Linked DNA regions of Homo sapiens: region 2 is linked to region 1. A link is an interaction called in ENCODE POLR2A ChIA-PET data of the cell type or tissue named here. Cell type or tissue: PC-9. All regions are shown on one strand. Each heading gives the region's core, and the rest is flanking DNA. Links, peaks and the distances in the headings are about the cores only. Region 1 overlaps LOC105369744 (a long non-coding RNA gene). Region 2 overlaps ANO6 (anoctamin 6).

Region 1 (15,697 bases), core at 4,790-9,789:
AGGTTTGAAATGACTGGATTTTATTACTTTAATTTCTTTTGCTCTGTTCAAAAATTTTGTAGAAAATAAATCCCATAAACTTAACACACCAACTATTCACAGCATTCCTTTTCTCTGCTGTACTTGGCCAAGATAGAGATCCACATTTTACAAAGGGTTCTGCTCTGTTTTGCTTAACCTTTTTAAGGTGCCTGGTGAGAGGCATGGACTTGGGGTCAGAGGCCAGGCTCTGAATCCAAACTCTGCCACTGTGTAGCCTTCAACAAATTGTTTTACCATGCCAAGCCTCCATTTTCCCCACTTGCAAAATCAGGAACAGCATGCATTTTCTCCTTTACAAGATTGCTGTGAGGATCAAATAAACTAAAGCATGTTGAAAGTATTCATATACTCTAAACCTTTATATAAATGTTGAACCACATACTTGTCATTTTATTAGTGACTCTGACTTCTGTCATAATAATGGGATCATGGTGTGTGTATTAGTTTCCTAATGCTGCTGTAACAAATTACCATCAACTTAGTGCCTTAAAACAACACAAAAGTATTAACTTACAGTTCTAAAGGTCAAAAGTCTAAAATGGTACCCCCTGGGCAAAAATAAAGCTGTTAACAGGCTATCATTTTTCTGGAGGCTTTAGGGGAGAATCAATTATCTTGCCTTTTTAACTTCTACAGGTTACCCACATTCTTTAGCTTGTGGCACCATTTCTCCATCTTGCAAGCCAGCAATGTCAGGCCAAGTCCTTCTCACATTGCCATTTCTCTGGTTCTCTCTCTCTCTCTCTCTTCTGCTTTTATCTTCTACTTACAAGGACCCTTGTGATTACACTGGGCCCACCTGGGAAATCCTGGTTAATCTCCCCACCTCAACATCAGCTGATTAGGACACCTTAATTCCATCTGCAACCTTAATTCCCCTTTGCCATGAAACCTGACATATTCACAGGTTCTCAGGATTAGGACATGAACATCTTTGGAGGGACATTATTATGCCCTCCGTACTTTATTTACTCATCCCCCTCAACGTAAATTCAGTTTTTAAAATACTGCACCTCTACACATTTGTTATATCTACTTTCCCCGATGAGTTTGAAGTTAACAGAAAACCTAACGGCCATTTTTCCAGGTCTACTTTCCAGTCCAAAAGTATTCATTCCTATTAAAAAAAAAAAGCTATTTAGAAAATTTTAAAATTCAATTAAAAAATTAAAGGAAGAAAAACATATATAATCCAAACACACGCAGCAATTGTCATATTTTGGCACATTTCCTCCAAGCATTTTTTTGCAGTTTTCTTTCACATAAGTGAGAGCATACCATCTATAAAAATGTTTATGCTGTTTAATACAATTGCATCAACATTTCAACTGTGCAAACCCTTTGTGAACATAAATTTTTATGGCTGCATAATATTTCATTGCAGCAAGGTAACATAATTTACTTGGATGTTATTGTTAAGCATTTAGTTTCTTTAATCTTTTACTTATTAAAGATAATAAATGTTAAGTATCTTTTATCATTCATATTTATTTACATTTATAGTTATATTCCTCTTAGGTGAGATTTTCAGAATTTATGGGCCAAAAGGAATGAATATATTTAAAGCTCTTGATAAATATTGTCAAAACACTTTCTTCAAATAATAGTCTATTTACACTCCTTCCAGCACTATGCTGGGTCAACACACCCTGACCAACAGTAGGTATTCTCATTCTTCTTAATCTTGGCTAGTTGAAATGGACATCTCATTGTATATGTATCTCCTTTGATCATGTGTGAGTCTGAACATTTTTTCATGTGTTTATTCAGCACTTATATTTCTCCATTTGTGTTTGGTCTACACATGAAGGTCATTTATTCTTTCCCAACCTAGTTATGCTTGTGGGGGTTCATGGCAAGAATGCGTCACTTCAACAGTAACTTGGAAATTCTTTCTCTGTCCTTACTCTGCTTGAAGGATCTGAGCCCTAATCAGATTCTCTGAGGACTACTATTGCCAGTTTTCCTCAGAACAGGCTTTCTTTACTGGTCTCAAGCTGCTCTGTGGGTTTCTGATGGTGTTTCTTCACTGTTCAGTTGTCAGGTCTGGCTTTAGCTGGCAAACCTTCCAAGAAATCCAGATTTTTCTCTCCTGCCTGCTACCTTCCCACCTCATTCTCATCTTCCTGTGTTCCTTCCAGCACCTTCCTAATGCCCTAATACCTGATATTCTAGTTCAGTTCCTGGAAAAAAACAAATCTTCAGTCACCCACCAGGGTAGGGAACAGGTAGCTGACCAGCTGACCCAGGTAGAAAACAGGAACAGGGGTCTCATTACTTCTTAGGTAAACATTCACCACTCCTCCTGGTTCAGTCTTACCCTTCACCTCCATTTCCATGGTATCTGGTGCCTCCGGTTCTAAGACTTGCCCTGGTTCTATGATGTGAACTGCCCATTTCTTTTAGTTATCCGCCTCTAGAGAAAGGTAGGTTTCAGTTATCCCTCATCTGCTAAATTAGTTACAACATACCTACTTACTTTTCAAACTCTAAACTTTTATTGATAACTCTGATCTGCTCTTGTCGCCTCTTCTGTTCTCTTTGTCCTTATGGGCTTACACATTTTGTAATTCCTTTACTGACATTTTGACGGGGCTTGGGGAGCCTGTGCTCAATACACTGTGTATTTCTTTACTCTCTGCCCTGGAGACCGTGTTCTTTCTTACGTCGATCCTCAAAAATCCTCATTTTCTTATCTTTTTGCCCTCCAAAGCATCTTGTCTCTCTCTTCTTCATCCAATATTTCCAGAACAATGTCTTAAATAAGCTTAGGCTTTTACAAAAGATGAGAAGTAGCATGATTCCAAGCAGCGTCCACGTTATCCTGTCCCATCCCACTTCTACCTACCCTACAACAATCACTGAAGTAAGACAACCCTGAGGGCCAGGCTGCCCATTGAAAGCAGGGGAGAAGGAAAATATTGGAGATCAATAAATGTAAGTTTATATTTAAGTATATAGACTTTATTTACTTACTGCCCATTTTCTATACACAATAAAATCTACAGAGCACCTGGTTGGACTGGAGTGTGTGGCTTCAGCTAGGCTTCTAATGCTGGCATTGCAAAAAGTCTCACTGCATTTCTTATATCCCAGAGTATGGTTAGTTTTATTTGCTAGGGATAGGACATGGCATCTTAATAAGAAAACCCTTCAGTTATAATTCACAGGTGATTTGTTCAGATCATAGTTAAGAGATATCAGGCCGGGAGTGGTGGCTCACACCTGTAATCCCAGCACTTTGGAAGGCTGAGGTAGGCGGATCACAAGGTCAGCAGTTCGAGACCAGCCTGGCAATATGGTGAAACCTGCCTAGCAATACGGTGAAACCCTGTCTCTACTAAAAATACAAAAATTAGCTGGGCATGGTGGTGGGCGCCTGTCATCCCTGCTACTCAGGAGGCTGAAGCAGGAGAATTGCTTGAACCCAGGAGGCGGAAGTTGCAGTCAGCCGAGATCGCGCCACTGCACTCCAGCCTGGGAGACAGAGCGAGACGCCATCTCAAAAAAAAAAAAAAGAAAGAAAGAAACATCAAAGATACCCAAAATCTACTTCCCGGACTGCGTGTCACTTACAGAGCACTCCAGTCCCACAACTATGCTGACCTCAATTATAAACCATTACTGGGTTTTTTTTTTTTCCAAAATACTTTTCTTGATTATTGAGTTATTGTGTTTAAGGGTTAGAAGTAGGTGCCAAGAAACAAGATTACAACTAGTATCTTGACATTTCAGATAATTTAATCTCAAAAAGGGGATACTTAAACTGGTTTTCATGTTTCCAGATTAACTGTTGACATCAAGTCAGAGACATCTCAACTTTCTTAGAGGCTCCTACTCCCAGTGTTAACATAAACAACAATAAAATCACTCTGCTTGCAGAGTCTAAAATAACCTCAGCAGAGTTTTCATTCCAAACTTTTTTTTTCTTTTGGAGACAGGGTCTTGCTCTGTTGCCCAGGCTGGAGTACAGTGGCATGATCATGGCTCGCTGAAGCCTTGACCTTCAGGTTCAAGTGATCTTTGTGCCTCAGCCTCCCAAGTAGCTGGGACCACAGTCACATGCCACCACATCCAGCTAATTTTTAATTTTTTTGTAGAGATGAGGCTTGTCTTAAATGTCTGGACTCATGTGATGTTCCCACTTTGACCTCTCAAAGTTCTGGGATTACAGGCATGAGTCACTGTGCCCAGTCTATTCTAACCATTATAAGCCACATTGTGAGACATTGAATGCAATCAAGGAATGTGCCCAAATAGTTCCCAAATATCCTACAAATTTACTTTAAAGAATAACATTTGGAGTTAAGGTCACATAAATCAGCTTAAAAATGACCAAAACTCTTTAATCTTGGAAGGAAGTAAATAACTGAAAAAAAAAAAAAAAACTATATATGGCATGATGGGAGATAAAGTCATATAAATGAAGGAAGGAAATCCTAAAACTCATGCATGTGTCAGAGAATCACATTAGAAAGTGTATTAGGATATATGCCAGGCACTGTGGCTCACACCTGTAATCCTAACACTTTGGGAAGCCCAGGTGGGAGGATCGCTTGAGCCCAGGAATTTAAGACAAGCCTGGGCAACATAGTGAGGCCCTGTTTCTACAAAAAATTTAAAAATTAGCTGGGTGTGGTGGCATGTGCCTGTGGTCCCGGCTACACAGGAAGCTGAGGCACAAGGATCACTTGAGCCTGAAGGTCAAGGCAACAGCAAGCCATGATCATGCCATTGCACTCCAGCCTGGGTGACAGAGCAAGACTCTGTCTCAAAATAAGTAAATAAATAAATACATAAATAAATACATAAATAAATGATTGCCTCCAACATTAGTCACAAGCACAAAATATAAATACAGTTCTTCCTTGTTCTTGTAACCTGATGGTTTCTCAGTCTACATAGTCACCTTTTCGGTCAAGTTTCAAAATTTAAAAAAATTCATTCAAGAGGAAAAGAAAGGACGTTGTTACTATCACCAGTACAGGCAATATGAACAACTTCATATAACTGTCATAACTTCTAAACTGAACATAATTTCTAAAGTCTAAACCTTAATGCTGTTCATAACTGTTTACGTAAATTGAGTCTGACTATATTTTAAAATACCTCCCTCACAATTCCACTTGCAAGTAGTAAAAATAAATCTCACTAGCATCTGAGTTTCTCACCATGGCTCCATCTGTTTCCTCCAACATAGACCTGTTTTCTTCCCATCCAACCTCAGAAGCTGATCCCCAAACCACCTCTTGCAGAATGGGATACAAGTTTAAAAGCTGGTATTATTTTCATCCTTTTTCTTATAAAACTTATAAAATAGATATGCTAAGGCTAGTGGTGAACCCCTCCATCTGGGTACCAAGCTGTTTCCTTCTATTTTATTTGAATGGAATAATGTAAAACTGCATGATCTCTAAAGTTCTTTAAAGCTGAGAAATCGAATATATCTATGATATCACTTATCATGAACAGATTTAAGTAGAGTTGGTAGGTATGTATCTCCTAGCCATCAAAATTATCTGACATCTCACCTTAAATCTTAAACATCCTAATTGATCTAGTATCTAGAAAGCAAGGTGATTGGTTAGGTCAGGGCATGGGGCTGAGTTTACCAGTGGCTCTCCATCACTGTGTAATAGCTCAGTGAAAAAATATTAGCTCCGTTATTAATGATGATTGTTAAAGTGTCCCTTGATAAAAACAAGCTGCTGGCAAGGTCTATACAACCAGCAGTAGGAACCCTTGCTCTCAAGTTTGTGAATCAGCAATACAGTAGGTGTGCCTGCCTACTGCCTCCCAAAATGCACATTAAGAAGAGAAAGGAAGAGGAGAAAAAGAGATTTCCATTTAGCTTTTACCTCTAAAAGCACTGTCAGCTTTGAAGGACTAAGCGATGGCAGAGGAGTTTGTTGTGCACCAAGGCGTGCATCTCAGACAAGGCCATTGATGGTTCCCTCACCTCCAGGCAGGAACAATTCCCTGAGGATGAGGAAGATTAAGTTCATACACATGCACACACACATGCACACACACACGTATAGCACTCCACAATGTGGGAAAAGATTTCTCTGATGTGAGGAGGAAAAAGGTTATTTTCTTTTTTTTTTATTATACTTTAAGTTTCAGGGTACATGTGCACAACATGCAGGTTTGTTACATATGTATACATGTGCCATGTTGGTGTGCTGCACCCATTAACTCGTCATTTAACATTAGGTATATCTCCTCATGCTATCCCTTCCCCCTCCCCCCACCCCACAACAGTCCCCGGTGTGTGACGTTCCCCTTCCTGTGTCCATGTGTTCTCATTGTTCAATTCCCACCTATGAGTGAGAACATGCGGTGTTTGGTTTTTTGTCCTTGCAATAGTTTGCTGAGAATGATGGTTTCCAGCTTCATCCATGTCCCTACAAAGGACATGAACTCATCATTTTTTATGGCTGCATAGTATTCCATGGTGTATATGTGCCATATTTTCTTAATCCAGTCTGAAAAGATTATTTTCTCATTGCCACGTTCCCTCTGCTTGGGAATTTCTAGTCATTACAGGTAGTGACAATGAAAATTATTTTGTCTTGATAATTCATTAAATAAATATTTATTGAGTGCTATTATATGCTAATAATCTTAACATTCTCCTGAAAAATGTTTCTTTCTTAAAAATAATAAAAGAAAATTATGTCATACCTTCTGCAAATATGTCTTCCACTCAAAGAACATATGCAGTACTAACAAAGTGTCTTATTTCAGCATCCAAGCTTGTCTCTCAGAAATGGCCAAGTGATATAACAGGTTCTGCTTCTAAGCCACGAGATGATTTATAATACCAACTAGTTATACCTCTTTAGGACATTATAGCTACTATAAAAACAGATACTTCTATAATATCTCAGGTGATGGCTAAGTCAAGAAACAATCCGTTGTATCTTAGCATAGTTGTGAGGGAAAGTTCTTCCATCTCTATATTAAAATAGTTAGTGTTTCCCACAATTTCTCTACATTGTTGCTAGTGTTGCCTTTTGAGGCTATGGAATGTTCAAGGCTTCCATTATTGGAACCAGAATTACAGTTGGCATTTACTGGGTGTTTACTAGGTATAGTGCCCTGTGCTAAATTCTTTGCAGACGTTATGTTATCTCCCCCTGTAAACACAGACCCGCACCATCCCCTTTTCCAGGCAAAATAAACCAAGATCTTCCAGCTGTTCTTTGTGTGATTGTTTCCAGACCTTTCAACATTCTGATCACCCTCCCTGGTCAGCTCCACTTTGTCAATGCTCCCGTTAAAATGTGGCATCCCTATCTAGTCACGATCATCCAGATGTAAGTTAATTGATTCCAAATACAGAAGAACTATTATTTCCTTGGACTGGACAGGGTATTCCTCTCAGTCTGGCCTAAGAAGAAAGGATCTTTGTTTGTTTTGGGGGTGTTTTATGGCAAATCACATGACTTGCTCATGTTGCCCTTGCTGTCAGTGAAAACCCTGAGTCCTTTCTGCATATAAACTGATTAAGCCAAATCTCTACCATCCTGTGCAGCTAATTTTTAATGTAAGGAAAATGTTCACTTTGTATTTATTCCTCCCTATTAAATTTACTGTTTTCCATTCGCAGCTGCTTCAAAGCTATAAAGATATTTTGAGGTCTTATTTATTTATTTTTGCTTTGTTTTGCTTTGTTTGAGATGGGGTCTTGCTGTGTCACCAAGGCCAAGGTGCAGTGGCACAACCATGGCTCACTGTAGCCTTGACCTCCCAGGCTCAAAAAATTCTCCCATGTCAGCTTCCCTAGTAGCTGAGACTACAGGGATGTGCCACTACACCTGACTAATTTTTGTCTTTTTAGTAGAGACAGGTTTTTGCCATGTTACCCAGGCTGGTCTTGAACTCCTGGTCTCAAGCGATCCTCCCACCTCAGCCGCTAAAAGTGGAATTACAGGTGTGAACCACAGTGCCCAGCCCTTATTTATTTATTTTTTTTAAGAGACATAGTCTCGCTTTGTTGCCCAGCCTGGACTCAAACTCCATGGTTCAAGTGATCCTCCCACCTTGGCCTCCCAAATAGCTAGGACTACAGGCACAAGCCACCATACCTGGCCTTTTCAGATCTCATTTTGTCACTCAACACATTAACTCTCTTTATAGCATCTCAAAATGAAGTAAGCATGTCTTCATCTAAGCAGATAATTTAAGAAGTTGAACAGACCCATGCAGCATGCCAGCTAAAGCTTTGCCACCTAGTTCATTAGTGGGAGATCCTGAGATACAAGCCTTCAACCAGTTAGGGAATCTACCTAATTATTTTATCTTCTTGACCCTTTTCTTCATCTTGTTCTCAGTGATACCCAGAAACTTCATCATCTGTTTTGTTAGAATCATGATGCATTCCTTCAACCTACCAGTTTGGTAACGTGAACAAAAAGAATGGCTGTTTTAAGTTGCTCTTGGTGAAGTCCTATTGGTTGCTGGTAACTGCAACTTTCTTTCTTCACCTAACAAATAAACTATCTCAAAATTCACTACAGAATCTTGCCAAAGATCAATATATTTTAGTTTTTTTCTCCTGGAATTCATGTTCTTTCTTGCCTCTACCAATACATACTATATAAATACTTTCTAAATATTGGGACACTATTTGCCTCCTCCTCCTCCTCCTCCTCCTCCTCCTCCTCCTCCTCTTCTTCTTTTTCCTTCTTCCTTCTTCTTCTTTTTCATTTTTTTTTTTTGAAACAAAGTCTCACTCTGTTGCCCAGGCTGCCAGGCTGGAGTGCAGTGGCATGCTCTCGGTTCACTGCAAACTCCACCTCCTGGATTCAAGCGATTCTCATGCCTCAGCCTCTGGAGTAGCTGAGACTACAGGTGTGCACTACCACACCCAGCTAATTTTTGTATTTTTTAGTAGAGATAGGGTTTCACCATGTTGGCCAGGCTGGTCTCAAACTCCTGGCCTCAAGTAATCTGCCCTCCTTGGCCTCCCAAAGTACTAGGGTTACACTTACGAGCCACCCTGCCTGGCTTCATCTTCATTCTTAATGCCTCTCTTTCAATCCTCAAGATTATTGACATTGAGACTGGATTCTTCTTTGCAGTCAAGTATGCTGGAATGAAATCCAACTTTTATTCCTGAAGTCATTTAAAGCAGGCAGGTACTTTTTCCCATCCCTTTACCTCCAGAGAAGTCTTTCTTAATATTATTTTATCTAACATTTCTAATGTGACTGTAAGTATCAACTACAGGAGGCAAGTGGGTCAATTATTTTTATCCTCCTTTCTTTAGAAATCACTGGGACACAGATTAATTGAGCAGTTAAGGAGTGGCAAAGTTAGAACTGAACCCAGTTGTCTTACCTCCAAATCCAGCACTTCCTAAACTACGTTTGTTGTCTCCTTTTCTTAACTTCCAGGAAAAAATGTTGCTTGTGTAAGTGAATCTGTATGCTCTGTGCTTCCAAAAATTAAAAATTAAAAATAAAACCTGGCCAGGCGCAGTGGCTCACTCCTGTAATCCCGGCACTTTGGGAGGCTAGGCAGGTGGATCGCTTGAGGTCAGGAGCTTGAGACCAACCTGGCCAACATTATAAAACCCCGTCTCTACTAAAAATACAAAACAAAATTAGCCAGCCGTGGTAGCGCACGTCTGTAATCCCAGCTACTCGAGAGGCTAAGGCAGGAGAATTGCTTTAATTGGGCAAACCTGGGAGGCGGAGGTTGCAGTGAACCGAGATTGCGCCACTGCACTCTAGCCTGGGTGAAAGGAGACTCCATCTCTAGGTAAATAAATAAATAAATGCGATATAATCTTATGTTTATTCCTCTTTGTTTTTTATTGCCAGAATTCCTGGATCCAAACACTGGTGCCTCAGCTCTGTTAAATCAAATTTAGCCTAAAGGTGACTCCTTACTTAAGTTCAGCCTAAAGGTTTCTCTGTACCTCGCGAATTATAACAAGTGGAGGTGTAACCAGACCATAGCCTACATTTGTGCCAATCACCGAGTTTTGGCCAATCAAATGTAGCCAACTGTTCAAACTGTGTTTCAATAAGGCAAACGCCAAGCTGTAACCAATGCGGCTGTTTCTGTACCTCATTTCTGTTTTCTGTACATCACTTTCCTTCTTCTGTCCATAAATCTTTCATCGCATGGCTGCACTGGAGTCTCTGAGCCTACTCAGGTTCAGGAGGCTGCCCAATTTGCCAATCGTTCACTGCCCAATTAAACCTTTTTAAATTTAATGTGGTGGAAGATTTTCTTTTATCAGCTCTGATCCAGAAAACCATCTACTATTTGTTGTTTTTCCTGTTATGTTTTTGCTTTTAGATGTCTTATAATTTCAATCTTTTGCACTTTAGAAATAGTCCATAAACAAATCTTAAGTAATTCATTTAGATTGTCTTTTTCTCTCGGGGAATTCCACTACAGATAGTGAAAGAACACCTCCTTTGATAGTTTCTTCCTTCCTGTCACCGCAGAGAGAAATTCTATTCCTTACATAGTTAGGGATACTGGAATTGCTACCTTAACACTCAAGCAGCTAATGTAGTCAGCACATGAATCTGCCTCTGCCATTTTCACTAGAAGAAAAAATTTTACCATCCCGTAATAAAAGCAAAGAAATTTACCTACAAAAATAAAAGACTTTCCAAAGATAGAACTGATCAGATACAAAATCCCAAAAGAAGATGAACTTTACAGGTAGTGGAAATGGCTAAAATTCTAAAAAAGATTTTCATGTGTGTAAATGTGTGCAAAGGATTTATGTTTTTTAAAATGTATTATCTTTAGTTTTCATTGGTTTGTCTTTGTTGTGCCTAGATTAGAGTTTCTTTTTGTAGTTTTACTCCTTGTGGTTCCCAGGTCTTCTTGAATCTGTTGCTTGATTGCTTTCATTCATTTTGGAAAGCTCTCAGCCATTATCTTTTCAAATATTATTTTTGGCTCATGTTCTTTCTTCTCTCTTCAATCTTCTGGATCTCCCGTAATACATATGTTAGCTCTTCTCATGGTATCCCATACAGCTATTAACCATTCTTATTTTTCTCCATTATTATTTTGGATATTTTCTTCTGACCTATCTTCCAATTTTCTAATTCTCTCTTCACATTTGTCTACTGCACACATTTATTATAGTCTTAATTTTTTGTGTTTTTTGTATTGCATCATATAGTTTCCAATTTTATGCTTAAATTCTCAATTCTGTATTATCTCCTTGAACATAGCAAGCATATATATTTTGAATTCTGTGTCTGGTAACTGTAATCGTAGAACCTACCTCAGAGAATGTTGTGAAGACTGAATGACAGAAGCCATATAAAGTGATTTGCATAGGGCTGATACAGAGTAAGTTCTTTTTAGGTAGTAACTATAGGTAGTATATCGTAAAATATATATTAAATACATAGTTCATGTCAAGAAGGAGCAGTTAAAAGAACAGCAGATGACAGTTACATATTCAGCCATCATTCTTCAGCTGCAATGCTTAATACTTGTGTGGGTCACCTAGTAAGTCCATTTTATTATCTCTGCAAACTTAGGCCTACCACTCAGCAGGAAGGTGGGACACTCACAAATAGACTTACATAAAAAAATGAGACAAGATAAAAGTAAAGAGGATTTGACATATGAAAATAGACCAGTCTCACAGAATGTTAAAAAAAAGAAAAAAGAAAAAAAAAAACAGTTAGAGTCCAGGCATGGTGGTTCATGCCTATAATCCCAGCACTCAGGAAGCTAAGGTGGGAGGATTGCTTGAGGCCAGGAGTTCGAGATCACCCTATCCAACATAGTGAGACCCCCATATCTATTAATAAAAAAAAAATTTTTCAAACCACTTATGCCTCTTTACATGTTTCCAACTGGTACCATAATTAAGCAACTTTCAGGAATAGAAAAATACTTCCTTAATATGATTTTTTTAAAAATATCACACACAGAGCCAACATCAACAACTGATAGAGACATTTCTATTAAAATGGGGAAGAAAACAAAGCTCCTGATAAAGCCACCATTATTTAAAATTGCACAGGATATTCTCAGCAATGTAGTAAGATACGAAACAGAAATGACACATAACAACTGGAAGAGTGAATATATTTATCACATTGTAGATTACAATGTTAGACAATATAAGAATACACTGGGAAAACTAGAGTTAAATTTTAGTGAAGTGCTTGAATGCACCCTATATCTAAAAATCAGTAGGTTTCTTTAAAAATACTATAATTGTGTACCTATTCATAGTACTAGTTATTATTTATTCTCCCACTCAAACTATCCTATCCCTGTGGCTCAATTCTTCACTGCTCCAATTATTTCTGCAACTTATGATCATTGAGTTAGGCTTTTATTTGTCTGCTTAAAATGCCAAAACACGGCCAGGAGCGGTGGCTCATGCCTGTAATCCCACCACTTTGGGAGGCAGAGGCGGGCTGATCACTTGAGTGCAGGAGTTCAAGACCAGACTGGGCAGCATAGTGAGACCTCGTCCCTACAAAAAAATTTGAAAATTAGCTGGGTGTGGTGGTGTGTGCCTATCATCCCAGCTATTAGGAAGCTGAGGTGGGAGGACCACCTGAGCCTGGGGAAGTTGACACTGTACAGTGAGCCAAGATCCTACCACTGTGCTCCAGCCTGGGCAACAGGGCAAGACCCTGTCTCAAAACAAACAAACAAACAAAAGCCAAGACAGGAATAAGAGTAATGTAGGAGATTGTGTTAAGACACAGTCACCCAGGAAGGTATATCCTACCTTCTTCTGAGTGCTGGAAGAGAATCAGACTGAGATGAGGCTTTTATTTATTCAACACACACTTGTGTATGCACAGACACTGTGCATATTAATTCAGGGAATACAATGATGCTAGGACTTCTGCTCTCCTGGAGCATGCTGTCTAATGAGAGAAATTAAATAAATGAACCCAAGATAATATTTATTAAGTGCTAGTTGTGATAAGGTCTGAGAAGAAATAACAGAAAAATAGAAAGTGATGGGGAAAGGGGGTCAAGGAAGAGAGAGAACATAAAATTTAGAGTGAGGGATCAGACTAGTCTGTCTGAAGAAATGCCATTCAAGTTCACACCTTATGGGCCAGGAAGGGGTTGGTCAGACAAGAGGGATGGGCAGCATCCCTAGAGCAAATAGCAAAGAGCTAGAAACAAAAGTCTAGTGAGCCAGGGGAAGAATGGTGAGAAGTAAAGATAGAAAGACAGGCAGGATCCACATGATGCAGTCTGTAGAAGCTGGGATGCTTTCTGCTTCTAATAATAGAAGGACAAATTAAAAAGAGCTCAAACAGTAAGAAGTTTATCATCTAACAAAATAATCACGACATATATTTAAATATATTATTATACACATAATAAATACAACATGAAGCCCAACAGTAGGTGGCTCCAGTCTGGCTGCAGGAGTGGGTGGGTCAGCTGCTCAACCACATCTTCAAGGGTGAAGTTTCTTGTTTCTTTCCCAGCCTCCTGTGCCATGCCTGGGGGTTGTCCCCTTAAGCTAGATCCTCTTATGGGGTCAACATGACGATTAAGGTTTTGAGGTGGTTTTGGTTTTTTTTGTTTTTTTTTTTTGAGACTGAGTTTCATTCTGTTGCCCAGGCTGGAGTACAGTGGCGCAATCTCAGCTCACTGCAACCTCCACCTCCCGGGTTCGAGCGATTCTCCTGCCTCAGCCTCCCAAGTAGCTGGGATTACAGGCATGCACCACCATGCCCGGCTAATTTTTTTTGTATTTAGTAGAGACAAAGTTTCATCATGTTGGTCAGGCTGGTTTCAAACTCCTGACCTCAAATGATCCACCCACCTCGGCCTCCCAAAGCGTTGGGGTTACAGGCATGAGCCACCGCGCCCAGCTGATTATTGTTCATTTTTAAAGAGTAAATAACCCCTCCACAGAAATGCTACTCCACTACTCTGTCCCTTCCCTCTCCTCCTCTCTCTCAAGCAGGTTTGTGACTTTGTTTCCTTAGATGGCTACAGCCAATGCCTAAAACTACCACTGGCAAAAAGAATGGAATTACTACGATTGGTTTACTTTAATTCACCCTGTGGGCCTGATCGCATGACCCAGGAACAATGACACTGAATGCAAGGTTCTTAACCTGGGGCCTATGAACATTTTGGTTAGCATTCAGGAATATCTGTGAACTGAGATGGGGAAAGCACTACCCCTTTATTTTTCAACAATCTCTAACTGAAATCGTTAACTGAAATCTTATTTCCTTCCATTATGAAGGTAGGCAAAAGACTACAGTCATAATAGGAGTGCATGTGATTTTATCACCAATAAAAATCACAGATATTTAATATCACAGTACAGTCACAGTTATGTTGCTTTCCTGCATTCCCCATCTTCACCTGCTTTTTGATCAATACTTGGAAGGGGTGAGTCAAAGACCATTCCACAGTTTAATGTTCTTATTCACTCTAAGCAACAAAGGCCTCCACACTAATAGATTTTCTAAAAATGTAAACTTAAACTTAACCAACCTGGAATTTGGTGAATTCTTTCCTTTTTTTTTCTATGCACTATCCTTACTACCTCCCCCAGCCTACACTTAACCTGCATTTCTTGTCCTCTCCATCCATACTGCTTCCCATCCCCATCCTATAACCCTTACTGTCTATCTTCAAGTTATTTACATGTGTATATAAAAACATAGGAGGCAAGAGATTAAAAACAGAAGCAGAAAACACAGTCTTTTCTCTCTCTCTTTCGCCTTAAATTGTAAAAGTAGGCCAGGCACAGTAGCTCACACCTGTAATCCCAGCACTTTGGGAGGCTGAGGCGGGCAGATCATTTGAGGTCAGGAGTTAGAGACCAGCCTGGCCAACATGATGAAACCCCGTCTCTACTAAAAATACAAAAATTAGCCAGGTGTGGTGTCAGGTGCCTGTAATCCCAGAAACTCAGGAGGCTGAGGCAGAAGAATTGCTGGAACCTAGGAGGCAGAGGCTGCAGTGAGCCGAGATTGCACCATTGCACTCCAGCCTGGGTGACAGAGCGCAACTCCATCTCAAAAAAAAAAAAAAATTTAAAAGCAGGATAAAGCCACGGTGGGGAACCCCTAGGGCCTTGGTGTCTGGGTTTGAAAGTATGTTCCACCCCTTACTAGAAGTAGGGCTTGGGAGGGTTTCAGGACCTCAATGAGCTTAATTTCCCCATTTGTATAATGAACATAATAATAATATCTGCATCACAGATGAGAAAATGCACATGAAGTGCTTATAAAGTGGTGGCACACAGTAAGTGACTAATGAAACTTTGTTATTACTAGTATCATGTGAGGAAATTATTCTGACTAAGTGCATAATTTGGTCAACTCTCCATGGCATACATCACCCAGTATTCATGTCTGAAGAGATTTTCTTCTTTTGTTGGCCAGCTAAGAAATTTTATTTATTAATGTGTTCAAGAAATACTTACTGAGCCCATACTAAGTTTCATCCCTTGTATTCAGTAGGGGCTTAGTTAACATCCTGTATAAACACACAATAGAATATGTTATGATGCTTCAGCTAAGGCGAACTCGTTGTATTTCTACCTATTATCATGGGAAGAGCTCCAATGTCAGAGTATTTAGTGGGAGAAAAAAGTTGCTGACAGTTTATCCGCACTAATTCCATTCTTATAAAATCACATAAACATACA
Region 2 (15,697 bases), core at 3,926-8,925, 290 kb before region 1:
AAATGATAATTAGGGTAGTATGGGTTAAATAAATTATGTTATTAAAATTAATTTCACCTGTTTCTTTTTTTTTAAAAACGTCTCTACTAGTAAATTCTATCTGGCTCCCATTATATTTCTATCAGATTTAAAATAGCCAGGCATGGTAGCTCATTCCTGTAATCTCAGCACGTTGGGAGGCTGAGACAGGAGAATCGCTTGAGGCTAGGAGTTTGAGACTGATTAGCCTGGGCAATATAGGGATACCCCTGTCTCTACAAAAGAAAAAAAAATGTTTTTTAATGTTTTTTAATTAGTCAGGCATGGTAATATACACCTGTGGTCTCAGCTACTTGGGAGACTGAGGTGGGAGGATCACTTGAGCCCAGGAGGTCGAGGCTGCAGTGAGCTGTGATCGTGCCACTGCACTCCAGCCTGGGTGACAGAGTGAGACCTTGTCTCAAAAAAAAAAAAAAAAGAAAAAGAAGATTGCTACCCACAAAGGGACTTCACAGCAGTACCCTGTAATAGAAAACAGAACATCAGTAAAGTGTTTCTTAGTTAGACTTTTGTAACATTTGCTTGCTGTGTACCAGTTAAATGATTTTCAGTGGTAGACCTTGCCTAGAGAATTTTAAGACCTAGTGTTCTACAACCCTGGCATCGTCTGGTAGATCCAATAGATGAAACAGCTGCTACATATTTTTTAATATATCTGATAGCTGAAAGGGTTAAATAATATAAACCTGTCAATGTGCTACCAATGTTAATAACCCGGTGCTGCTGATTTAAAAGTACAGAACTACGTGAGCCAGTGCAGGTTCATGCTTCATTTGTTTATATATTCATTCGTTTTTAGTGTTGGAAAACCTTGGACAGACAATTGTCCCCGATTTGGGATCACTGGAAAGTCAGCATGATTTTCGAACCCCGGAGTTTGTGAGTACTATTCCTTTATCTTAAATTTGTATTCTTAAGCTAAGAGATTTTTCACAAAATGAGAAAAAAGTTCTTTTATGAATTCATTCCTTCAATGGCTGTAGATCCTACATAGATCTTATTGCAGGGACTGTGCGTTCAGAGCTCTGGTGTCTCTTGGGAATAGGTTGCTGAACTTGATTGTGTAAGCATCATGGTCTATAGGTTTGTTCTTCATATTGTTCATGTAATTGCAAATGGGAGTTCACTTTGTAATAAAATAGCATCTTGTTTCTGAAACTCCTGTTCCATTCATTGATACCATTGCTGTCAGTATCTGTTGTTAGTAACTCTGGAAAGCAGTCTTTAAGCATATACAGGTATATTGACCAGTGCCAGTCACTGGTAGCGAACATAGTCTACTTTCCCTTTCATCCTGGAGCTTTCAGTGATACAACCTACATGTATCTTGTAGGGCTAGGAATATTCTGTTGGTTGTTTCTACCAGAAGGGAACTAAATGCTCCCATTAAATTGGACTCATTAAAGATTAGCCATGGTTCCTACCCTTAAGGAATTAAAAATCTTATTAGAAGCTACTATGATTTTATTAATGCCTTTTTTAAAGAAAATTAAGCACATAGGATGCCTTGTGCAAAATATCCTTAGTAAATAGATTTTTACATTAGGCTCATTTGGAGGGCGGGGATGGGAACAAGTGTTTCTGTGACTCATGTACCATATTATTGCACCAGATATGTAGGAAAAACATGCCAGGATCCACTTACATTTCCTGATTTTTGTCCCTGCTGCAAATGGCCTACCACTTTAGGAGTGCAGAAATGTTTTTTTATTTATTTTCAATGTGATATACAATCACCACTCCAGTAATTGGCAGAGCACAATTGTATTATTGGTAAAGACCAAAAAAACCTCATTATGTGCTTTTTCTGTTCTTGCTCACTCTTTATGGATTGCCTAGTCAATTCAACCAAGAGTAAAGAAACTAGAGAGTGCTCTGGACTGAAAAGGGATGGCACATAAAACTGTATCCACAATGCCATTTTATTTCAAAGTGTGGGACTCCTGTGGTGTACTAGCAGATTGCCTACTGTGAAAATCACCTGGATATAATAGAAAGACGTAGTATTCAATGACTTCCCTATTATATTCAATAAGATTTCTGGTAAAGGGAAATTGTGCATGCCCACCAATATTCCTGCATCTTAAAGTAGCAGAGCAATTTTGTGGGTTTTCTAACTTTTGCAGTTAGAGACCAAAAGCAGAATTGACACAGATATTTCACATTTGAGTATGATACTGGTAGACACTCATGAAGCTGCCTCTTTTTTTTGTTGTTTTATTTTTGGCTCCTTTTGTTGATACTTTTCAAGCAACATATCTAATCTAAAAAGAACTGTGTGCAACAAGGTGTTGGTGCGCCTGGTAAACCTATACATAGTTCGCACCAATTCCCTATGTGAAAATAAAAGTATTTTCCTCAAGAACAGCCTTGAGTGTATTGCGATGTTGCAGACTGGCAAGTCTCGGCAGTTTGTTGCCACAGATAAGGCAGATACACTGATAATCTTCCTCCACCTTCAGCATTAACTTCTTGAGTACCACATTTTCCTTTTCAAAGTGGAAGAAGACAGCTAGTCTAAGCTAGAATGCCCAGGGGTGGAACTCCGGGCTCACAGAATACATTTACCTTATTGAAAGACTTGTTTTCACAGTGAATCTGAGAACACCCAAGCTGGAAGGAGATTCTTGGGCTAAATCCCCACTTTTTTATTTTTCAGTCTCACGCTTACAGAATTATTGAGAGTCATATTGTTAGACTGCATTGATGGCATTGAAAACTGTTAATCACAATATCCCTGTATGTGTGGTTGATAACAGATTTCTGTATCCTGGCTATTATCTTTCTCTAGTTATGGGTTCATAACATGTTCGGGAGAGAATCTGGGATTTTCTTGTGCTTCGTAGATTTTCACACATCTGATGCTCATTAAGGTCACTTCTTTGTGTAACATGTAAATAGCTGCTGTGTTTTCTCCTTAGCATCAGCTTAGCCAGTGTACTCCCAGTTCCACAGTAAACATAAACTGCTGTCTCCATGGTAAACAAACAGAAGGTGTAGAAGTGGTGCCTTGAGAACAGGGTGCCCAGAGGAATCAAGCATTATATTTAAGCTCAGCTCTTTTTGTAGGCAGAAGCTTACAGCGTCAGTGAAAATGGGTGGCTCCCATTGTATAGGCAGGCAAATGCCAGGACAAAATCAGGTAAGTTGATTCAAGCCACATTTTAAAATCAGAAATGAGTGTCACAGTACAAACCTGAGAGCAGAAAGAACCCAAAGGCAAAGCAAAATTGAAGAAAGAAGACTGAAAAGAGGAATAAAAGGAGGTGAAAAATCAATATTCTGTTTTTCTCCATCTGGCATTTTGGAAGGTCCAACTGCAGTTTGTGGAGTTGAACCGAAATAAAGCAAAGCCTAGTTCATGTTTACTCGGGCCTTATCCTCAAATAGTTCAGATTTTAGAAGGATCAAGAGCCTAGTGTTTTTATACAATGGGGTGTATTTATAGAGTTTGGCTAACAGGGAAACTAAAATGCTTATCATTATTAGTTCATTTCCTTCAGAATTTCTGTTTTTCTTTCCTTTGAAACGAGACCTAAGAGAACATTGCCAGTTGAATAGTCTTGGCCGCTGGCATCATAAGCACATTCAAGTTTTCCTTCACAGCTGAGGTGTCTCTAATGTGACTAGTTAGGTAAAGCCAGCACTGCTGTATAGTGTGCATATATCACAGTGAAATAAATGCTGCTGTGAACCTCCCAAGTGGCCTGGAGACCACAGCCTACCTTGCTCTTGGCAGCATCCCCAGTGGCTTCTTCTCTCACTTGCTGCGGAGTTTGTCCATTGATTACATGTCACCTGCATATCTGTGTTGCTCTTCTCCAGCTCCTGCCCCACTTTGCAGACTGAGGCAGATAAGTTTAGCTAAACTATGCAAAAATGGTAAGTGGTGAATAGAGATGTGAACATAAGGTGCATGTGTTCTTGCTACCCCAAAGCTTAGGAGCTGGGAATGTGTTGAAACTAGAAACTGTGACATAGACACACTCCAAAGTAAGATGGGTGTGTGGGTAAGAGTCCAGGTGAAAGGGACCCGGCAAATACTGGCATTAGAAAGTAACTTGATGATCTTGCTGTGGTGGAAAACTGTCCCAATCCTGGTTCAGTTTTTTGTTTAAGCACAATGAAATCTGTTTTATAACTCGTTTCATTAACATTTTATCTTGAACGTTTTCCCACACTGTTTTGTTTTCTCCAACATTGTTATTGTCTCTGACATTATTTGTTGAATATATTGATAAGCATAACTAATCCATTGTTACTTTGAAAGCAGTTAGTTCAAGGAGGATGTAGTCAGGAAAATGGTGGCATAGCCAGATGTTCTGGAACTATGTGAATGGTGACTATCATTTGGGGACATGGATGAAAATAGATTAGGTGCATGATGACTCTGGGGAAGGGAATCAGTTAAAGTGAGGCTGGGAACTGAGGACCAGAGACTCAGATAACCTTGTAGAGTTCCGTCTTAAAAGTAGAGACTTCAGAAATAGGCCATGTGATTGAAACTGAGGATGGGGAGGCGTCCACATGGTGATGGAGCAGATAAATGTTGTTCTGCATGTGGTTGCATGCAGGATATCCCACACTTCCCTTAGTTTGCCCAATCCCAGGTCTGGTTAAGAGCAAAGGAGATCTAAGGGGCAGTCATGGCGGGCCCATTAGACCCCAGGTTGATTCCAAGCCCCAAGGAGTTGAAAAAAAAATAACTGGAGGTGCAGGGGGAGCAGTAATGGTCAAGGCTATTTCTAGAAACTCTGACTCTGTTGACATTGACCCAGGAACTCAGATGGGCCAGTTGCCTGAGTACACATGAGCTGAGGGATGGGGTGTGGGAAAGGATTCTGATCTAGCAGTAGTGAATCTGCTTGCAGCAAGCTGGAAGATACTGCCATGGATAGAAATCAGGCTGTGGTCAACATGAAAACACAAGGAAAGAGAAGGCCAAGGAATTACGTTTTATGATCTGAGACTGACATTTTCCAGCCTTTCTAGAACTCGAGGTTATATATAACCCTACTGACTTTTGAGAAGCTGGAAGATTCTTCTTGCCTCTGATCTCATGCCAACCGAGGATGTTTTTCATTGCTTAGTCTCTACGAAATTTGGAATAAATAATAAGAAAGAATTTGGGATGGCAAAAGAGTATTAGGTTTATAATAGGATAAATCAGGGAAGATGATGAGAAACCATAGGATTTAGAAAGGCTAAATAGAAAAATAGGCTCAGGAAGATGAAGATTAAAGGAGAACAAATATATGTCCCATTAATTAAGTGTCACAGATACACAGAGAAGGAAGTCTGAAGAGTAATTATCCCCCTGAGATTTTGTGTAACTGACTCCCTTTTTGAAGGAAGATACTACTTTATAGAAAAATATTTTTGATTCCCTGAAATTCAATTTTTGATTATCTTCAACCATATGAAAACACATGTGATCCCAAGGAAGAGTTAAAATATTAATTTACTAAAATATTCATTCGATATCTACTATTTTAGGTGAAGAAACAGGAAAAAAAAAATCCCTGCACTTGTGAAGCTAACATTTTGATGGGGGAGACATAAAACACAAACGTCAGATAATCCTGTAGAGAAAAAGTAGGGATTATTTGTGTGTATGTGTTGGGGGGGTGGTGACAGTTTTAAATAGGGTGTTTAGGGAATATCTCACTGAGAAGTTCCAAGTGAAAAAACCTCAAGGTGCTGCTGGAGCAAGTTCTTTGGAAATCTGGAGGAAGAGCATTCCCAGCAGAAGGAGTAGCATAAACAGGTTTCGAGGTAGGTGAGTTTGTTAGATACATTTAAGGAAATGGAAGACCACTGTGGCTGGAGTAGAATGAAAGATCGAGAGAATAATAGATATGAGGACTTCATAGGCCATTGTAAAGACTTTGGTTTTACTCTGAGTTGGGAAGTCATTTGAGGGTGAGCCTTTGGAGGGTAAACTGGCAGATTTTGAGCAGAGGAGCAACCTGAACTGCCCTGTTTTCATAGGATCCCTTGGGCTGTCCTGAGAATAGATTATGGAGGAGCAGAGCAGGGGCAGAGAGACCTATTAGACTTTCTCAGGAATCCAAATGAGAGATGGTGGTGGGTTGGTCCTGAGTGTTAGTTATGGTGATAGAGAGACATACTCAAATTCTGAATACATTCTGAGGGTAGAAGCAATAGAATTTGTTGACAGATCAAATGTGAGCTGTGCGAGAAAGAGCAGTCAAGGAATGACTCTAAGTTTTTGACCCAGAAGTCTGTGGAAGGAGCAGTTTGGGGAGAGGATATGCAGGAGAAAAATCAAAATTCTGTTTTGGATATGTAAAGTTTGAGACATTCAGGTGGAGAAGTCAGTATGCAGTGGGATATGTGAACCTGGAGTAAGAGTTAAAGAGGGGGGCCCAACCCCCGATGTGAGAGTTGTCAGCACACAGGTGATGTTTAAAGCCATGGGACGAAATGAGAGCAGCAAGGAAAGGAGTGAGATAGAATAGAGAGGAGATGCTGGACTGAGCCCGGGGGCACCAGTGTTTACAGGTCACGGAGATGAGGAAAAATCAGCAGGACAAGCTGAGCCAGGAGGAGCCAGTGAGGTGGGAGGAAAGTGAAGAGTCTTGGAAGCCAAGTGAAGAAAGTATAAAGTAGGAAGGAATGACCACATTCTGATGATGGAGAATTGACCATTGTATTTAACAATAGGGAAAAGACCATGACAGGAGGGGTTTGGGTTGAGTGGTAGAATCCAAACCTTATTAGAAAGGATTCAAAACAGAATGGAAGAAGAGGAACTGGATACAGAGAATTTAGGTAACACTTCCGTGTGTGTGTCTGTGTGTGTGTGTGTAATTTTTTTTTTTTTTTTTTTTTTTTGCCAAGCAAGAACACAGAGAAAAGGGGTAGTACCCGGAAGGGTGATTACCGTGAAGAGAGTTTTAAGATGGCAGGAATTACTGTTTGTCAGGTAGTGGGAGCAGTTCAGTAGGGAGAGAAAATCTGATGATGCAAGAGTGAGAGGGAAGGATTACTGGAATAATGTCCCTGAGAGGGCAAGAAGGGAATCCCGTCTATAAGTGGAGGGATTGGCCATAGCTGTAGGGACTGTTCCTTCTTAGAAGTAAGAGGGAAGCCAGCATATTGGGACACAGATGAAATTAGTTCAGTAGATTTGATAGGAGATTGCGGAAGCTTTTTCTTGATTGGTTTTCATTCACCAGTGAAATGGAAAGCAAGGCATTAGCTAAGATTGAAGAGGGAAATGGGATCCGAAGTGAGGAGAAAGGGGTGAGACACTCATCTGGAAGAGTGGGAAAGTGAATGCACAGGGGAAATGGAATGTCATTGCTGGCAGCAATGAGAGCCTACTCAATGGTAGTGGTCATGGTCAGGGTTGGGTGGTTGTGTGTTTTTCCCATTCAAATCCAGCTTGAGGGGAGCAAGTGTAGAATAGGCAGAGTTTGATTTAACCAATTTGGAGAGTGAGAGAGTAGGCTAACTAGAGCAACCTGGAAAAAGTTTTAGGATTTCTGGGCTGTGGCCAGGGCCTGTGTGGGGCTGATGATCCTGAATTTATAGTCCTACCACACTGCCCTGCTGTGTGGCTTTCTCCAGCATCATTCAGACAGCAAGAAAGCAGATAGCAGCCCTCAGCCAGAGTTGGGGCTTTGTAGATGGACATTATGGAGAGTACAATATTGGCAAGATGTCACTGAAACAGTGTGCTCTGGAATGTGGCCCTAAAGATGGAAGGAAGGGAAGAAAGAAGAGGGTTGGCAGATTGATTAGAAAAAGTCGAGGGGCCCCTGGGGTCTTGTGAAATGAGTAGGTAATGTAGTTGTGGTCAGAAAGAGGGATTCTTAAATAAGTTCTTTTTGAATATTTCTTAAATAAATGCTTCTTGAATTTTTCAGGATGGCAAGGGCTGGGGTGGGACTATGGCATTAGTGCATGAAAGGGAGAAGGTGATTGGCAGTAAGAAGTGAGGCTACTGAGAGGCCAGAATGCATTGGTCATGTCATGTCTCTGGATGCATAGGTCCTGGTCTGATGAAGGACACACATTGGAGAGGAACATGTGAGCCCAGAATCAGAATTTCAGTGAACCAGGAGCAGCAGCTGGGAATTTGGAAATTATAGACTTTAGGAAGCTTTGGGGTTGTATTCTATTCACATGGACCTGAAATGAATTTTCTTCCAAGAACATTGAGGAGTAATGGTCTGGAAGTGGCACTTGGGAAAAGAACATTAATCTTACTTCCTTGCCCTGAGGTGTGAAAGGTATGAGAGAATCAGAGCCAGCTACCCACAGGTCTACAAATTTTTACTTGCAGGTTTTGTCTCAAAGTGGGTTCAAGGATCTATTTTCACCTTTTTTTTTTTTCCCTGAGTAGTCCAGACTTTGTTTTGGTTATTTCTGAAGCAACTGAATTGGTGTTAGGGCTATTGAAAAATATTTTGGTCTATTTTATGGTCAATCCAAGACCTTTCTTGGCTAATCCCAGAAACCCAACTAAACTCTCAAGGTCTGCCCACAGACTTCCAGATCTTCAGGATCAGAAAGTCTGAGAATAAGGCAGTACCCTCTTGGTTAAGCATTTTTTCACTTGGACTTACAAAGAAATATGATGACTTTGCCTTGTGTCTTTGGCCTTAAGCTTGCCAAACTAAAAAAGAAACTCAACCAAAAAAGAAAACCAAACAAAGGAACATTAATTTGGCAAAAGGACTCTGAAAAGGGGGAAATGAGATCAGAGAGAAACTGGCTAGTAAGAATTGCTAAATTGGCCCATTTGCTGTGGTAGGAATTCACATGGCATCTCAAGGCTGAAAGCTTTTTGTGCATTCAAGAACCGAAGGTGATGGAATGTGCATTTTTGTCTGAATATGGAGGAATATTTATTTGCTGTATGTGGCTGAGTCAAAAGCTAAATTTATGGATTTGTTAGGATTGGGGAGTATGAGCAAAAGTGCAGCAGTTTAACATGTGAAGATGTCATTTAGAAATTTTTTGGAATACAGAATGTTATTTTCCCAGAGAAACAGTCATAAATGGTGATTAAGTTGCTGGGCCCAGCCAGACAAGACCTGCTAAAGCCAATTTAACTCAGAAGGCTAACAAATGATCATTCTGTACTAATAGTCCTCTTGAACACTCTAATCTTATTTTTTCCATTCTTAGCCTAAAAATGTGAGTGTAAAATGAAAGTCCTGAGTAAGTGAGTCAAGGCTTGTGAAAAAATGCTTAGCATGATCAGAGAGATTGATTGATTTTTGAGTTATGTGAGATGATGAAGAAGCAGTGGTCAGCCCACAGTTTAAGGAAGTCAGTTTAACTGTATGAGATGAATGAGAAAACAGCTTACTAGCTTCTATATTACTTTTGTCTTTTCTGTTAGTGAAAGTGAACTTTAGATTGATAATGGTTAAAGGTCTGGTGAAGTCTACAGAAGCTCATGCTGCCCAAGAATATTTTAGAAAGGAGTATAATTGTTCCAAATGAGTTAACCAGGGTATTAAAAGAGCTTGTAGATTTGCTTTGGGAAGTGCAGCCGGTCATCTCAAGGTGATACAGGGACTGGGACAGCTGCCAGAATCTAGTGGGGCAAATGTGACAGTTCTCAAAAAGGGGTGAAGTTAGGGTAGAAGTTGGGCATAGGCTAAATTCCCATAAATGGAGACACTGGAGCTGAAGCACTAATCTCCATATTCCAGAATGAGATGTTTAAGCAGATGGTTTGTGAATATTAGAAAAAAGGTCATTAGGAGCCAACATGATGAGTTCAATAAAATAAGTCATCCCAAACTGAATACATTACTTTTTTTTCAATGGAGGTTGTTAGATTGACAGAATAGGAGAGGGCCACAGACATTTTTGGTGTTTTGATTTTAGCAAGATGTGTGGGGAAAAAATGTATTTAAATACAAAATGAAGAAATGTGTGCCTGGTGACAGCATGCTTATCTGGGCAGTTATTCTTAAAACTGTGGAATAATGGATGAAAATCAATCTCTAGAGGAGACAAAAATCAATATGAATTAAAGTAAATTCCTGCCCCTAATTCATAAATATCAGCTGTTTAAGTAAATAGCCTAAGAGCAGAGAGTAATGATGGATCACATGAAATGGCTGGGTATTTGGTTAACGAAGCTCCGTGTGAATTGAGCATGTGATAACAATGTCAAAAGGTTAATGAAAATCTAGGTCGCATTTGTACCTGTGTCCAGAATAAAGGAAATACTAGGCTTTTCCTGCTCAGTATTGGTAAAGCTGCCTCTCATTCTGAGTGCTGACTTTAAAAGGGGAGCATATTGAGAGGGAATGATCAGCATGGTAGAAGATCCCGATATTTAGGCAAGAACATGACAGCAAGATTTAAATATTTGTCAAGAGTAATTGGTGGATGGCATTGCAAAATGTAGCATTAAGACCCATGAATAGAAGGTATATATGAGCAACTAGATTTCATTTCAGTAGAAAGATTTTGTCATAATTAAAATACCTCACACCTTGGAGGAGATGAAATACAGATGAAATGGATAACAATCTAGCATGGAGATAATGAATGCTTGAACCAGGCCATGTCAGTGGGACATGACAATTGGCAATTTCTAATTGATTAACTTGGTAACTGATAGAAAGTGGGGAATGAGGGAAAAGAGGTTTCTGTGACATCTCACCCTATTGAGTTTTATGCAGTTCATTGATGTATTTGCATTGCTCCATTTTATGTTTTTTTCCTCATTTAACATATTATTAGCAGCCAAATGATGTAATTGATTAAAACCCTTTCTCCATATAACAGTGTTCATTCTACCTGGTTTTATTCCACTATTTCCAGAAATCCTTTGCTGTAAAATGTCTCATGAATTCCCACCCCACAAAGTATCACATTTGAAATTCAGCAAGCTATTTGTTATCTGGGGAATGTCAAAATTAATTTGACAAAAACATGGGTGAGGAAAGCAGGGAGCCCTGGACATTCTGAACAAAGATGTGATATCAGTATTTACCATGGAACTCATTTGATTATAAGTCATCTAGAAGCATAATCACAATAATGGCCAGGAAAGCCACAGAAGCAAAATAATTGAGTTAAAGTTGAGAGTTTGCTGGCAAATAACCTCATCGTATCATGACCTAAAAAGCAGCATGGATGTAAAATGTTGTAATAAAAATTTAAAGAGAAAGACAGAACTTGGTGGGCATGTACACACAATGTGAATTCACAAGATTCCCAGAAAATTGAAAAGGAGAGACCAGTGGGATTTCAGCTTCTGCCATCCCTCCTGTATTTTGAACTCTTAATTAATTTGGAAGGCTGAAGGGCTTTGGAAAGATGATTTGAAATCTTTTTATTTCTGAGGTCCCATTAGTTAACTGTAGTTTTCCTTATTTTAACAAATAATAATAAAAAGTACATCTTTACTATAAGTCTCAAATGTATTCCTCAAGTATGTCTCTAGTAAGAAACTATAAATATGCTTTTACCCAGAAAACTCTTAATGGCTTCTTCAAAAGGAAAAAGTGTTTACAGCTCCTTCTCCCAAGTCACTCTTTGAAATGTAGAATAATGTGACCTGACAGATTATAATAACTACCAAACAGCATCTCCATTAATTGTAATGGGCAAACCAATAATATGGATCTTTATGATGTTAACATGTATTATAATATATCAAGTCAAGACCATACTTGTAGCTGGAATAAAATTTGATTGCAAATTTGTGTGTTTTGTAAAATGCAGGATGTGTGGAAAAATTGTAGATTTTTTCCTGACTTCCTTAAAATAAAAACAAATAATGAAAATTTTGACAGGTCATTCAGTGATGCTAATGGTATCACTACCATGTCATGTACTTTCATCTACCTTAAGTGTTTTTAAAAAGCAAATATACCATCTGTGAGATATGAAGGAAGAAGATTAAAAAGAGGTGAATTAGATGAGGTACTTCTGAGACTTTGGAAGTGTTTTTACTTATTTTTAATTTTCCTTTTTTGTAGGTGAAAGCTATTCTGAAGGTTGCCCTAGGAAGTTGAACATAAGATGGACTCCAGGGAATTAGAAACCCTGTTTTTCCATGCAACCCTGCTCTCAGACCTCTGTGGACAAGTCGCTTTTCCTTTTAGAACCTCAGTTTCCTCATATGTAAAAAGCAGAAAGATCAGCAGTAGATATCCTCACTGGAGTGTTGTTCAGTGACTGCACGGTGACTGAGAAACATTTTAGCTATCTTAAAATGATGTTCATAATAATATAGTGAATAGTCTTATCTAACATTTATGGATGCTTGTGGTTGGCTAAGCACATTACAGGGAAAGGGCTGCCTAGGATTGAAATGGCCACAGCCCTACATTACTCAGCCCTGCCATACCCCGTATCATTCCCTTTCAAATGAAATCAGAGTGTGTTGGTATCAGGAATTAGTTCTGTTCTTCTTAGAAGAGCAGGCAAGAGCTTTGATGACTTGTGTGCCTGAGAAAGTACAGTTACAGACACTTAAGTACCTACCAAATTATCAAGAGGTTGAGAGTTAATCATACCCAGCAATATTATAAAATACCAACAGCACAACCTATCAATAAATAAATATGTTGAGCACTTACACGTGCTAATGTAATTTTCAATGAACTAGAAATAGGCTATTTAAGTTATGTACTATTTTGAGTAAGCGACTATTAGCTTCACTAAATTTTGGAGTAAAATTTTCATTAAATATTTATTAATCAGTATGCTTAGAGAAATACAAAGCAGTCTATCTCAACTTTACCCACAGGGCCAAGAGTGGGCATACTGTTCACCTCAGGCTCCTGCATCATCTTATTGTCTGACAGTGTTAGTCGTGCAGTTGACGCTGGTTGGTTGGTTGATTGAATGAAAGACTATAAGGCAGTGTGTACTGTTTAATGAGTTCTGTTAGGCACTTAGGAAGTGCTAGAGGAGTTCAGTTAGGGTTGTAGTTCTCGCCCTGGCTGTGCATCAGAATTACCTAGAGTGTGCTTTTGAAATATGAAGGCCCAAGCTCCACTTTCATGTGCTTATCTTGGTCTTAGTAGAACCTAAGTGTGTTTATATAACATTTAAAAGATGACCATAATGTACACCCAGGTTTAAGAATCATTGCCTTAGAAAAATCAGGTTTGGGCTGGAGGCCTATAATCCTAGCATTTTGGGAGGCCAAGACAAGAGAATTGCTTGAGCTCAGGAGTTCAAAACCAGCCTGGGCAACATAATGAGACCTTATCTCTACAAAAAAAAAATTATATATATATTATATATACACACACACACACACACATATATACATATATACACATATGTGTATATATCTACCAAATATATATATACACATATATGTGTACATATACATATATGTGTATATCTATATAAAATCAGGTTTGTATTTTTGAAGGAAATGGTATATAGCTCAACCTTGAAGACTACATTTTGGGAGGTACTGAAATCTGTGCCAGAATCTATATATTGATATAATCAGGATTTTACCAGGTCTTTTGACTGACGTCTGGAGAATGCCCACACAGAAATGGAGAGTAATCTCCTTTACTTGAAAGTCACCTGATTGTGGATGTTAACCACATCTACAAAATACCTTTACAGCAACACCTTGATTAGTATTTGACTGCATAATAAATGAGTACCATAGCCTAGCCAAGCTGATATCTAACTATCACAGTGGATGTATTACAGGAGGGTGCCCAAATAGCATTACATGAACATATCAGTGAAGGTGGAAATGAGTGGGTGTGCCCAGTTTGCATTGAGCCTAGAGTTGATCTTGGGAAGTGGGAGGAGAGGATGTTGGAAAGATAATGTGGAATGTAGAAATGTTGGACTAAAGAGTTTGGGCTTTTGAGCAGAAGAGAGAAAGCAATGCTGTAGCAGTGCTGTCCAACAGAACTTTTTCTCATGGTGGAAATGTTCTGCCTCTGTGCTAACACGATAGCCACTGACCACACATGGGTATGGAGACAACTTGTGATGCAGCTATTGAGGCCAAAGAACTGAATTTTTAATTAATTCTTATTCATGTAATTTCAATAGCCATGTGTGGCTCATGGCTACTGTGTGGGAAAGCACCACTGTAGAGGGAGTATTCTGGTGGGAGGATGCATGAGGAACTGGGGGAGAAGCAACGTGCAGACAGTCCAGTTAGGAGATGACCATAATAGTCCCAGTGGGGACTGGGCAGAAGCAGGGAATATGGAAAGGAGAGTTGGGGGTGAGGGAGAAGCGAATCAAAGATAGTCTTACATTGACCATTTCTCTTTCTGGCCACTCCCGTTTCACTTCCTGCCCTATGTCACCCAAGCACTTCCTATCCGTTAGATTCCTCAGAGCTGAGCCCCACTCATCTTTTCTCACTTACTCACTCTCCTCCTCACACTCACTTCCTCAGCTTCCATGATGAGCTCTGTGTTGACAACTCCCAAGTTTATCCTTTTCTTAAATCTTTTCTCTCAGCCCTGCATGCTGATACTGCCACATAGAAACCTCAGGGACTTAGTCTTTTCCTCCTAATCTTTTTTCTCTTCCAGTTCTCTGAATGTTGATAAATGTAATCATCATCCTCTCAGCCGCTCAAGCCAGAAACCTCAGGATCTTTGACACCCTGTTGATAACTGAGGCTCTCTCACCCCCGTCCAGTTAATCACCAGGGTCTGCTGATTCTAGGTATAAATTATAGCTTCAATCTGTCCCTTACTTCTCATCTCCATTGCTAACCTCCTCAGGTAGGCTCCACCTTTCTTCCCTGGACTCATAGTCTTCCCATTACCACTTTTGCCACACACTGAGCTGTTCTCTAAATAATTCCTTTAAAAATAAAAATCAGATTTATTTATTTCTTCTGTGAGGTGTAATGGAATTTTCCCGGTAATTTATCTGCCACATTACAGAATGTCACAGGATAAAGGGTTAATTAATTTCAGTTAATTTATTTAATAATATTTGTCCATTTAATGTTTCCATAGCCCTGTTGAGCAGGTACTGTTGGGAAATATCACTAAAAAGATGGCACAGTCTATATCCCTTTGAGGCATATATTCCAATGAGAAAGACAGACATTAATCAAATAATTACACAAATAACTCAACAATTAAAGTTGTGAGAAGTGACATTTAAGGAGAAGTATAAGGTGTGCTGTGAGCATATAAGGAGTAAACCTCAGCTAGCTGCGGGACCAGGGAATATCTCCATGAAGAGGAAACGGAGCAAAGGAGATTCTAGGAAGAGGGAACTGCATGTGCAAAGATAGGAGGGAAATACTTTTCTTCAATGGAATACAATTTAAAATGTTAATAGAATATAGAAACTGACAACTGCATTTAGATGGAATGGAGTCTTGAATTTTCTGGAAACGACTTAGTCTATTGCCACCTAATTATGAAACTTGAATAAAATGGTTATATTAAATACTTGGACATGTTACCTCAAGTCAATTCAATAATCTGTTGGCTCACTTTCTTAGGTGTTATAGATTAAAAGTAAGTATTTTTTCCTTCAGTATTATATTCCAATTAAGATGATACTATATGTACATAAAAATATATGACATATATATGTATTATACTATTATAACATATGATGTAAAATTAAGAGCCAAAATGGTATAAAAAAGCAGTTCTAAATTTTTAATATTCTTACACTTCACACTCTA

What was found. ChIA-PET counts read pairs that join two places held together with the same protein. Peaks named below come from ENCODE experiments on the same cell type or tissue, not always from the same donor. Only the 100,000 strongest peaks of a DNase experiment are listed, where the experiment ranks them.
Region 2: POLR2A ChIA-PET joins it to region 1 with 9 read pairs; 2 of 35 experiments call an interaction of 5 or more read pairs at or near these places.

Annotation. Positions count from the first base shown.
Region 1 is chr12:45,594,764-45,610,460 of GRCh38, forward strand. LOC105369744 (a long non-coding RNA gene) reads right to left here. Exons shown (of 3, transcript XR_944889.2): 2 at 5,901-6,021; 3 at 1,063-1,159. Among named protein-coding and RNA genes, the nearest start is that of LINC00938, 130 kb to the right of the region's middle. In PC-9, for the core only: no CTCF peak of the experiment used is centred there; a DNase peak (open chromatin) is centred at 6,828.
Region 2 is chr12:45,301,176-45,316,872 of GRCh38, forward strand. It overlaps ANO6 (anoctamin 6), which reads left to right. Exons shown (of 20, transcript NM_001025356.3): 2 at 839-918. Among named protein-coding and RNA genes, the nearest start is that of ANO6, 93 kb to the left of the region's middle. In PC-9, for the core only: no CTCF peak of the experiment used is centred there; no DNase peak of the experiment used is centred there.